2 separate regions of the Homo sapiens genome follow, and region 2 is linked to region 1. Evidence: read pairs that join two places in POLR2A ChIA-PET (ENCODE). Cell type or tissue: A673. All regions are shown on one strand. Links, peaks and the distances in the headings refer to the core of each region. The heading gives the core; the rest is flanking DNA.

Evidence for each region. ChIA-PET counts read pairs that join two places held together with the same protein. Peaks named below come from ENCODE experiments on the same cell type or tissue, not always from the same donor. Only the 100,000 strongest peaks of a DNase experiment are listed, where the experiment ranks them.
Region 2: POLR2A ChIA-PET joins it to region 1 with 8 read pairs; 3 of 35 experiments call an interaction of 5 or more read pairs at or near these places.

The regions. Positions count from the first base shown.
Region 1 is chr1:16,386,580-16,392,305 of GRCh38, forward strand. It overlaps SZRD1 (SUZ RNA binding domain containing 1), which reads left to right. Exons shown (of 4, transcript NM_001114600.3): 2 at 4,796-4,845. Among named protein-coding and RNA genes, the nearest start is that of SZRD1, 22 kb to the left of the region's middle. RefSeq lists an enhancer at 1-3. In A673, for the core only: no CTCF peak of the experiment used is centred there; no DNase peak of the experiment used is centred there; H3K27ac peaks cover 1,039 bases.
Region 2 is chr1:16,172,722-16,178,447 of GRCh38, forward strand. No RefSeq gene overlaps it. Among named protein-coding and RNA genes, the nearest start is that of EPHA2, 20 kb to the left of the region's middle. RefSeq lists a silencer at 3,213-3,507. In A673, for the core only: no CTCF peak of the experiment used is centred there; a DNase peak (open chromatin) is centred at 3,370; H3K27ac peaks cover 1,295 bases.

The sequences.
Region 1 (5,726 bases), core at 525-5,524:
CCTGGACAGACTCCAGAGGGAGATGCGATGCCCTCTCCAGCTGCTGGCAGAGCATTCCTTCTCCTGCTTGGGCGCCTCTGAGCATGCTGGCGTCCAGCTGGCCATCTAAAGATGACCAGGATCCACTTTCCACCAAAGCTGCTTGGGTTTCCATCCCATTCTGTAATCTTATGGAAGAATCCCTCTCCAGCTCTGATAAAGCTCTTCTGCCTTTCACAGTGGAGTTGGATGAGAGTTGTAGTTCTTGGCATGCCAGGGAGCAGTGTGGAATTGGGGGAGATGACCAATATCTAATGGTTTATACTGGCATTTCCAGGGGATTTGAGCAATTGTCGGGGGAGGGTGGTATGTCAGCATAGGGGCCTCAAAAGGCGAATTCTAGGGCTGTCTCTGTGGTTTACTACCTTGTGACCTTGGGTAAGTTCCCTAACCCTCATCTGACAGAAGGATAAAAGCTACTTTGTCTGCCAAACAGGGCTGGTGTGAGCAGAAAATGAATGTCTGGGGAAGAATGTTGACAGCCATAATACATTATATCGATATAAGGTATTATTTTAAAAGCTATTAGTATTATATTACATGCCAAGTATGTTAATCATGTTCTAGTTTGGGGACAGAGGCGCATTTACTCAGACATGGCCTACGATGTCCTCTTGAAGCGCTTTTCTTCCACCCAGGCTCCTTGTGCTGGAACTGGGCAGATGGTCCATCTTCCTTAAACCCTAGAGGAAGAAGGAAGCAGTTTGCTTTCCTCAGAGGAGACCTGGATGGGACTTCTCAAATTCACTCTAATGTGTGAGGCCCATTTCTCTCTCTGTCTTATTTGGCTCTCGCAGCGATATGAAAGTGAAAGTTCACATAGTGAAGTTGGAAAATTCAGTGCATTGCCATAAAAATACTGATTTGGTTTCTTCTGCGCTAGATCTGGCCCTGTCTGCCAAAGCTTGTTGGCCGTCATTAGGCAGGGCAAGTGCTCTTTGGTGCCCTGCAGCCCCTTCACTTCCCCAGGTATGCTCCGTGCGAGTGGAGTTTGGCTGCTTGCCTGGTCTATGAAGGCATTTGGTCTCAACCCTCAAAGGCTTCTAAATTCTACAGCTGTCAAGGCTCTGTTTATGATGGAGAAACTCGAATAGGCAGTCTTGTATTTAGAGTGGAGCGAAATGATACAGTATGAAACTTTAAAACAAGAAGTTACTTGTGAGAAGCCCTTAAAAGGTAATAGGCAATAGACTAATATGAGCTGTAGTACTTACTCAGGTAATAACACTGGTATTAATAGAATTAATACAATTCCATCAATACAGTCATTTTCAGGACAGAGTACGTAGTGGACATAGATTCTGTGTGAGTGTCTGTGTTTGTCAGTTCACAGAAAACATCCAGGTCGTTCTCTTATTATTGGTGTACCTTTTCCATTCAGTCATTCAGCATTCTTTGGCACCAACTGTGTTCCAAGCTGGAGCGAGAGGTTTCCATTTTAGTGCCTTTCTGGCCCCTCCAGAGATTTGATGGTGCCTCAGAATACAATAAATTACATATATATATATATTTTGAGACAGAGTCATGCTCTATTGCCCAGGCAGGAGTGCAGTGGCATAATCTCGGCTCACTGCAACCTCCGTCTCCCAGGTTCAAGAGATTCTCCTGCCTCAGCCTCCTGAGTAGCTGGGATACCACGCCCAGCTAATTTTTGTATTTTTAGTAGAGACGGGGTTTCACCTTGTTGACCAGGCTGGTCTTGAACTCCTGACCTCAAGTGATTCACCCACCTCGGCCTCCCAAAGTCAAAGTGCTAGGATTGTAGGCGTGAGCTACCATGCCCAGCCAAATATATAAATATATTTTAAACACAAGTTAGTACCAATCAGGATAGGTGTCAGTGTTAGACTAGATTTAAATCTAGTTTCATATGGTTAATCTAGTTCATACTGTTTACAAGAGATGCAAATAAGGACATGGAAAGGTGAGAAAAACTATGTTCTAGGAAATACTGACCAAAAGAAAGCTGGCCAACTTTATTAATATGAAACAATACATTATAAGGCAAAAAAGATCACATCATAATGATACACTGTTTAACTTACTAGAAAGAATAAGTCTTTTTTTTTTTTTTTTTTTTTTTTTGAGACAGAGTCTTGCCCTGTCGCCCAGGCTGGAGTGCAGTGGTGTGATCTCCACTCACTGCAGCCTCCCTAGTAGCTGGGATTACATGTGCGCACCACCACGCCTGGATAATTGTTGAATTTTTAAATAGAAACAGGTTTTCACCCTGTTGCCAAACTGGTCACAAACTCCTGACCCCAAGTGATCCGCCTGCCTCAGCCTCCCAAAATGTTGGGATTACAGGCATAAGCCACTGTCACTGTGCCTGGCCAATAATTCTTAATTCTTTACCTGGTCAGTAGATCAAATGAGTCAGTAAGAATTTACAAGATTAGAACAATATAGCTAACCAGCTTGAACTTTGAACTGCACCCATCAACTGGAGAATAGTTATTTCCTTTTTTTTTTTTTTTTTTTTTGAGACAGAGTCTCGCTCTGTCGCCCAGGCTGGAGTGCAGTGGCACGATCTCAGCTCACTGCAAGCTCCACCTCCCAGGTTCACGCCATCCTCCTGCCTCAGCCTCCCGAGTAGCTGGGACTACAGGCACCCACCACCACGCCCGGCTAATTTTTTGTATTTTTTTGAGGGGGGGTGGGGGGGGGGCAGAGTCTTGCTCTGTCGCCCAGGCTGGAGTGCAGTGGCGCCATCTCGGCTCACTGCAAGCTTCGCCTCCCGGGTTCACGCCATTCTCCTGCCTCAGCCTTCTGAGTAGCTGGGACTACAGGCGTCCTGCCTCAGCCTTCTGAGTAGCTGGGACTACAGGCGCCCGCCACAACGCCTGGCTAATTTTTTTTTTTTTTGTATGTTTAGTAGAGATGGGGTTTCCACTGTGTTAGCCAGGATGGTCTCGATCTCCTGACCTCGTGATCCGCCCACCTCGGCCTCCCAAAGTGCTGGCATTGCAGGCGTGAGCCACCGTGCCTGGCCAATTTTTTGTATTTTTATTAGAGACGGGGTTTCACCGCGTTAGCCAGGATGGTCTCAATCTCCTGCCCTCGTGATCCGCCCGCCTCGGCCTCCCAAAGTGCTGGGATTATAGGCGTGAGCCACCGCGCTGGGCTGAGAATAGTTATTTTCAGAACATACAGAGCACTTACGAAAATGGCCTACATGCTGAGCCATGGGGCAGATCTCACCAAATTTCAAAGTCTCCACACTACGGCTGTGGTTCTTCACATTTTGCAAGTGATGGACTTCTTTGAAAATCCCAGTCTAATAAATTAAGGTTGCCCAGACTTAGCACTGTTGACTTTTGGGGTTAAATAGTTCTTTGTGTGGGGCTGTCCTGTACACTGTAGGACATTTAGCATTTCCCCAATAGTGGCAACCAAAAATGGCTTGACATTGTCCAGTGTCCCCTGAGGGACAGAATCTTATCTGGTTGAGAACCACCATTAGAGATCTTGTCTCTAGAAAAACACAGAATTTTGCATACAGTTTCTTCCATCTCCATTAGAGCTAGTTGATCTTGTCCTCACTGAGGATGGCTGAGGGAGTGGGACTTTTTCTAAGAAAGGCCGTAGGGCAGCCAAGCAGCCTGGGGGTTTGGTCTTTGTTCTGTGCACGGCCTCTCCCCACACCCCTGTCCTGGATATAGATGCTCACACGCGTGTGTGGAGGTGTCATAGGCATGCTGGTGCTGATGGGCTGAGGGCTCAGACTGCCATGAGCCCAATGTCCTGCTCAGGGCTTGAAGAGATGAGGCCAGGGCGTGTTGGAAGGCAGTCCTGCCTGCTCCTCCTTCTCAGCCTCTTTCTTCTCTCTGCTTTTCTCTAAAATGGTGGTGTTGTTTTAATCAAGACCTGTCAGGCTCTGGTTCTGAGAGAAATACTTGCTGCACTCTCAGGTGTCTTGTCTCTTCCTCAGGTTCCCCATGTTCACTTGTAGACCATGGACCTCCAAAGCCACAAACATAAGGCATAGGTTTTACTCTAAGCCTTTCGGTAGGTGCCAGTCACAGAGAGTTCAAGTCCGTAACAGTAAAAAATACATTATTAAAATATTAGATATGACCATAAAGGAATGTAAAAGGGAGAGTTTATTCTGAGGACCAGGTGATGCACCATGCTGGTGGGATCAGAGGAGACTTTATAAAGGAGAGGTAGACATCCAGGCTGGGTTGTGCAGGATCAATGGGAGTTTGCAAGGGGAGGGGACATTGCAGGCAGGTGGAACAGCATGCTGAGTTCTGGGGGCTAGTGATAGCAAAACAGAGACAGAAGGTAAAAGAAGGTATGGGTGAGGCATGCTCAGAAGCTTTGACTAGGTCTGCAAGCAGTTGAAGGGTTTAAAGTAGGGAAGTGACATGATCAGATTTATGTTTAATTTTTTTTCCAACTCTTTATTTCATAAAATAGAGTAAGTGTTCCTAAGTTTAGGTTTAGAAGTTGATATGAGTGGCTCTGTGAAAGACAGATTACAGGTCAGAAAACTGGTTGGAGGCTATGCAAAGAACCCAGCTGAACAATGAGGTTTAGAACTGTCATGGCGGCCATGGGGCTAGAAGGGAGATGGACCTGCAGAGGGTATCAGGTCCCCAAACCCCAAAATCTAGTCCACATTTGTTATGTTGAAGGACACAGTCATGTCCCTGGCTAGAGAAAGGACACTGCCCTTAGCTCCAAAAATAAAGACTAAGTTTTTATTTGAGAGAGATTTTTTCCTCTTTTTATATACATTTTTTTCCTCTAGGAAATAGACAGACGGTTGGAAAAAAAACTGAAGATCACACAAAAAGAGAGGTAAGGCTGCTGTCTGGTCTGAGGGCTCATGCTCTCTGTGGTTTGAGAGCCGGGCAGTCAGTGGTGTTCTCCAGCTGGCCATTAGGATTAGCAGGTCCTAGCAGGTCAGGCTCTGGGGCAGCAAACCCTTCCCTCCAAATTGGAGACCAGGACGTGGTGGCTTGAGGCTTTAGGGTTGAGGCTGGGGTGTTGCACCTGCCTCTGACCTTCGTGGGCTCCCTGTGTGAGGTCATCTGATGCAATGTGAGGAAGTGACAAGTTGGAAGACTTGAGTTTTAGGCCTGGCAGTGCCCCAGTTGCTCTGAGGTCTGGGGCAAGTCATTTCCCAGATCTGGACATCAGTTTCTTTCTCTGTGGCATGAGGAGTGTGGGCAGATGATTTCTCTGGGTCCCCAGTGACTTGGTGGTCTAGGGTATTATGAGGGTATCCTGGAAGAAAACATTCTAGGAAATTCTTGAAAAAACCTTTAAAAATAGCTTTGTTTTCCACCTAGACGACAGAGGAGGGTGTTTCCAGAGTAGGTGAAAGTTGACTTCGGCTTTCTGCTTTTGGGCTTAGGGAACCTGTTGGTTTTCCATAGGTACAAGGGACAGGAAGGAGGATAGGGCCCCTCTGGATTTGCTCACGGGGCTGCACAGTCATTCCCCAGGAAACTCTGGGTGCTCTGCCCGCCCGCTAGTTTTCCTGGCTCCCTGCCTCTTTGATCAGATTGCTGGCTCCTTGTCTGTCTGCTCATCTCAGCAACCACGCTAACCCTGGGTTACAGTCCTCGTTCCATACCATTTGTGTCCTACCCGAGACTTGTTTCCATCCACCCTGGCTCAGTTCCTCCAATCCCGACTCCTCCTGACAGCCAAGGCTCTGGAAGCAGGCTTGTTTG
Region 2 (5,726 bases), core at 319-5,318, 210 kb before region 1:
AAGGCAGGCAGATCATGAGGTCAGGAGATCGAGAGCAGCCTAGCCAACATGGTGAAACCCCGTCTCTACTAAAAACACAAAAATTAGCTGGACGTGGTGGTGGGCGCCTGTAATCCCAGCTACTCGGGAGGCTGAGGCAGGAGAATTGCTGGAACCCGGGAGGTGGAGGTTGCAGTGAGCCAGGATCACGCCATTGCACTCCAGCTGGGGCCAACAACAGCAAGACTCCATCTCAAAAAAAAAAAAAAAAAAAAAGAAAAAGGAATCTGAGCATGGAGGCACCCTCCACCTTCGGATTGCTAGGAGATCAATGTCTGGCCCCGAGTGGGTGAGGCCAGCCGAGGTCACTTGAAGGGTATCAGCCCTGAGGAGGAGTTCACGGGGCCTCTTCCTCTCGGCCAACCCCAGCAGAGCTTGGAAACTGAGGCCCAGAGCAGGAGTCCAGGCTCATAGAGCCGGCCTGGCAGAGGAGGGGTGGGGGAGTTGCGTCCCCACCATTCCCACTGGGGCATACAGCGCCTTTCTGAGCGTCACAGGCCTGTCTGTGTCCTTCTTTTGCGGAAGAACTAACCACACCTCAGGTTCCCCTTATGAAAGACAGAGGCTGAGGAGAGTGAGTCAGTTTTATTATATGAGATAAGGCGGCTGGACAAAGCAGCGACACAGGGACTGGCACACAGACAGTGCTCAGCGAAGCAGTCGCCTTCCTTCAGGTCTGAAATCCTCACTCAGCTCCCCAGCTTCTCTGGGGGATCTCCCTTCCCCTCTCTGGACCCCTGGGCCTGACTTCCCCCACTACTCCCAGCCTTTGTCCCACTCCTGCCCCAGGCACCCCTCCCTCCTTCATGGGAAATGGAGCTTCCTCCTCTGGTCCTGCCACCACCTTCCTGGTGAGGGTCGGGCTCTGCTGGGAGTGCCAGAGCTGCCCAGCCTGCTGACTCAGCGCCTGGGGATAGGGCTTGCTTTAGGAACAGCCCAGGCCTCGGGCAAACAGAGCCACGGCAACCACACCCCTGCCACAGGAATGCAGCAACATTCCTGGGGGGTGCCGTGGCACCGTGCCTGTGACTGGGGGGCAGGTGGGGGGCAGGTAGACACCTGCCTCTGTTACCTTGCCACAGGTAGAAGGGAGCCAGGAGTCAGGGCCCAGTGTCCTGGGGCAGGGGGATGGAGTGAGGTCATGAGGCTTTGAAATCTGTACCAGCCATGTGACTTGAACAAGGCCTCTCTGAGCCTCAGTTTCCTCACCTGTAAGGTGAAGGGAGAATAGCGGTAGCCTTCTGGTGGGCTTATGGGGAGGACTGAACGAGAGTGCGCCCGTCTGGGGCTCAGCATCAGCCTGCCTCACCGTGAGGATTCCGTGAAGCAGACCCTCACCCCTGTAATAGAATCAGGGGGTCTTCTGGCTCTGGGCCCTAGAATGGGGCTGAAGCCCAGAGAGGCAGTTGCACCTCCCCTAGGCCACACAGCAGGTATAGGCCCCAGGGGCTGAGTGCCCATCATGCCTGCCCTCCTCTCCATCCACCCAGAGCCTCACTAGCCAGACCCGCACTCTCCCATCCCCTGGGCAAGTCTGCACCCCAGGTCGGTGAGGACTCCCAGATTCTACTCCCACCAGCCAGGGCCAGACCTGGTGCAGGAGGCTCCACAGTTCTCCTGCTCGGGGCTCCGTCTCCCCACTTCCTGGAGCTCCATCCAAGTGGGGAACCCTGCCCGTCCTCTGCCCCTCAAGCCAACCAGGCATTTACGGGGGATGGGGCAGGGAGGGAGGCCAGGACCTGCATCCTTCCAGCCCTGGCCCTCAGCAACCCCATCAGGCAGTCAGGGGAGGAGCCTCCCCCAGGGAATCCTCCCTCCCTCTGTGTTGGCCTGGCCAGGTTCTCCTCTCTCTGTCTGCCTTTGTCTTTTTCTCTCTGTCTCTTCATCCCAGGAAGAGGCCACAGGACAGGGGTGTCCCAAGCACAGAAGAAACTTGTCTGATGAAAACAGGCCTTGGCTGGGAGCAGGGCCATCTGGATTTGCACCCTGATTCTGTCTGACTTGCTGTGTGACCTTGGGCGAGTCCCCTCCCCTCTCTGGTCTTTCCCATTATTATCTACCCAGCACATAGTAGGTTCTCGGAAAAGGGGAGTCACATATGCGTGCCCCCAGCTCTCAGCCCCTCACTGCCTCCTTTAATCCCCACAGATCTGCCAGCCTTTGATACTCCTGTGGGTGGCCGAGCCGGGGTTCTGAATAGGAAGCTGAGGGCTCATGGGCTGCGGGGAAGCAGGCAGGGGCTGAGCCTGCCAGGCCTGCCCGAGGGAGGGGGCTGTGGGCCCCTCGCCATTCACTGCTAAGCCTGGATCCGGGCGCCTTTGTGCCAAGAACAAAACCCGGGGGATCAGCTGTTCTCAGGCCTGCCTCTCTCAGCTCCGGAAGGGACGGAAGCCTGGGCCTGAGGGGTGGGCCGCACTCCCTCCATGGGCCCTGGGGTGCCGGGGCTGGCCCCATACCCCAGAAGCTCCCCACTACCTCCGGGTGTGGAGCTATGGTGGGCGAGCAAACCTGGGTTCAGATCCCACCTTCTACTCATCATGAGACTTGGGCAAGTGTTTTAAGCCCTCGGAGCCTCAGTTTCATGATCTGTAAAGTGGACATTAGAGTCGCTCGGGATGCGGGATGCTTGAATGAGATGATGCACTCAGCACGCGGCAGGCCCTGGGGCCCTGTGTGCTCTACAATTGCAGCTGCTATTAGACCAGCTTCTTTCTTGCCTGGGTATGTGGGGCTTAGGCCAGAACAAATCTTGGGACTGAGTGTAAAATATATGTGAGGGGGTGGGAGGGGGTGGGATGGGGCTCGGTGCGGGCCTGGCAGGTGTGCTGGGAGGCAAGGCCTATGACTCCTGTGGGCCTGCTCTTCCTCCCATCCCACCCTCCACAGTCCCCACCTCAGGGGCCCTGGGCCTGGGGCAGCAGGGGCCGGGATGTGTCTCTCCAGAGCAGGAACGGAGGGGCCTCCGCAACTGGTTGGGGAGGGGGGGTGGATGCCAGCCCCCGCTGATTAGGTCTCAAATTAAAGCCGAGCTTGCTCCTGTCGCTGCTCAGGCAGGCCCTCCTCCTGGCCACAGTTCCCTGCCTGGCCCTCTGCTTCGGGCCTCATGGTGGCTGGTTGCTCCCAGCCTAGAATTGCTAAAAGGCTCCCGTAGTGGGTAGGAGCCTCAGGGGACCTGGGAGAGGCTTCAGGGGCCCTGCCTGTGCGGGGGTCTCTCCTGTGACCCTCAGACCTGAGCCAGTGTCTGGGGACAAGTCACCGTGTCAGAGGCTGCGGAGAGCAAAGCCCAGGCGGTGATGACTTGAGTTTCCAGGCCGGGTGCCAGGAGGCCCGCGGTCACACTCCGCCTGGGGCCTGGGCTCCGGCCAACTGTCAGCAGCAGAGATTGTTGGGTTGGTTTTATTTTAAACAAAAAAGAACTTTGAGTGGAAACATGTGTTTCTTTTTTCTCCCCCTTCCCTCTCTCCCTATCTCTCTCCATCTCATCATGGAATATTTCTCTTTTTTGTACCTCCCTTTCTCTGTTTTTCTCTCTGTCTTCCTCTATTTGTCCCTGCCTCTGTCTCTCTCTCTCTCTCTCTCATTCTTTCTTTGTTTTCCTATCTCTTGATTTCTCTGTCTCTTTCTCTATTTCTTTTTCCGCAGCTTTCAGGAGTCAGGAGAGGTACCAGACTTCCTCCCTCGGGGTGTGGCCTGGGCCCCTGCCATAAAATCCCCAGGCGTGCCACGGCCCTATGTCGGGGGTCTGCCGCTCCAGGGGAGGGAGGGGGTGTCTAGCAGCGGAGGCTCCAGGACCCAAATGCTCCATCCTCCTCCATCCTCCTCCTCCAAGCTCCCACTGCCCCTGCATCTGCCCTTCCTGTGTCTGTTTTCTCTACTAAGCATCTAGAAAATAATTCTGCAGCTTGAGACAAGTTTTAAAACACTGGTCTGGCCCAAACCACCCATCTACAGCCAGAGACTGGCGCCGAGGAGGGGACCATGGCCTGCTCAACACCGCACGGAGGGTTAGGGGCAAAGCCAGGCCGACCCAGGTCCCCCACTCCCAAGTGACATTACTGACACCCCCAAACCCACAGTCACCACACTTCTCAGGTCCCTGCGTCTTTCAGAGGGGTGGTCTGCTTCCTAGGAAGTGATGTGCCCTCCCCTAAGGTGGTCACCCAGCACAAGGGTCCCCCTGGAAAATGTCCTGCCTTGGCTGGTCACCCCTCCCCCAGGACAGACAAGCTTTTGGGCCCCCACCTTTCAGCCCCTTCTGCCAGGCAGTAGAGAAGAGAGAAGAGAGACTCGCAGGCACAGTGGCTCATGCCTGTAATCCTAGCACTTTGGGAGGCCGAGGTGGGCAGATCACAAGGTCAGGAGATACAGAAGAGAGACTGGCCACCCATGCACTGGGCCCAGGTCCTAGCTCGACGTCTGAGTCCTTGTGTGACTGTGAATATGACTTTTCCACTGGCTGGCCTCAGTTTCCCCATCTTTGTAACAGAAGCCTTGCCTTTGCCGCGGATCCCCTCTCTGCTCTAATATGTTATGGTGTTCTCCTCTCCTTCCATGGAGAGGAATTCTGGAACATCAGACCAGGAGTGCCATCTCCTCTCCCAAAGTGAGAGGGACTGTCCTCAGTGTGGCCTCAATAGGTCAACTCCCCTTCACTTCAGGTTCCTTGTCCCCTGTGTGCAAGGGCCCCAGATGCCACCACCAAGGGGAGAGGTGCCACCATGACCTGGTGCACCATTGTCAAAGGTGCACTTTCTTGGGTGTCCGGGGTCATGCCAGGATTCATGCAGGGATAGGAGGGGCTGCCTGCGTGTCAGGGGCCCATTCCACCCCTGTCTCCCACAGCCCCAGGAGTAAAGTCAGGGTAAGTGTGCGGGATTAGTAAGGTGGGGACACGGGAGACTGTCTTTCCAGATTTGGGCAAACTCTGTCACCAGCACCTGGCTACTCCGACCTCCCCACTGCCTGGCTTCTGAAAGTGGCCCAAAGAGAAGGGCAGGGAGCCACATGGTCACCTCTGCTGGTAGGGAAAGAAAGACATGCTCCCAGGAGCCTATGAAGGGTGAGGCACCAGCCCTATTTCTGCCATCCCCTGACACACCTCCAAGGGCTGCAAAATGTGACCTTCTCCTGTCCTCACCAGTCCCTGAAGATCCTGCCACCTCTAGTTTGGAACATGGAAATGACTCCTTATAAGAGCCTTGAAGGTAGCAGCCATTACCACCCACTTTACAGATAGGGAAAATGAGGCACAGAAAGAGGAAGCATTTGCCTGAGTTTACACTGAGTGGTGTGCTCGCCCAGTTGGCTCTTGCAGGCTCAGGGAGAGTAGATTGTTCCATTTTCATGCATTTTGCAAGCCAAGTTTCATTGGTTGCTTGAAGTCAACTGTAGTGGGAGTATTTACACCACAGCAATCAGCAGTGACACTCTTCTTTTTCCTTTTTTTTTTTTTTTTTTTTGAGACAGAGTCTCACTCTGTCGCCCAGGCTGGAGTGCAGTGGTTCAATCTCGGCTCACTGCAACCTCAGCCTCCCGGGTTCAAGCAATTCTCATGCCTCAGCCTCCCAAGTACCTGGGATTACAGGTGCCCACCACCATGCCTGACTGATTTTTTTTATTTTTAGTAGAGACGGGGTTACACCATGTTGGCCAGTCTGGTCTCGAACTCCTGACCTCAAGTGATCCAC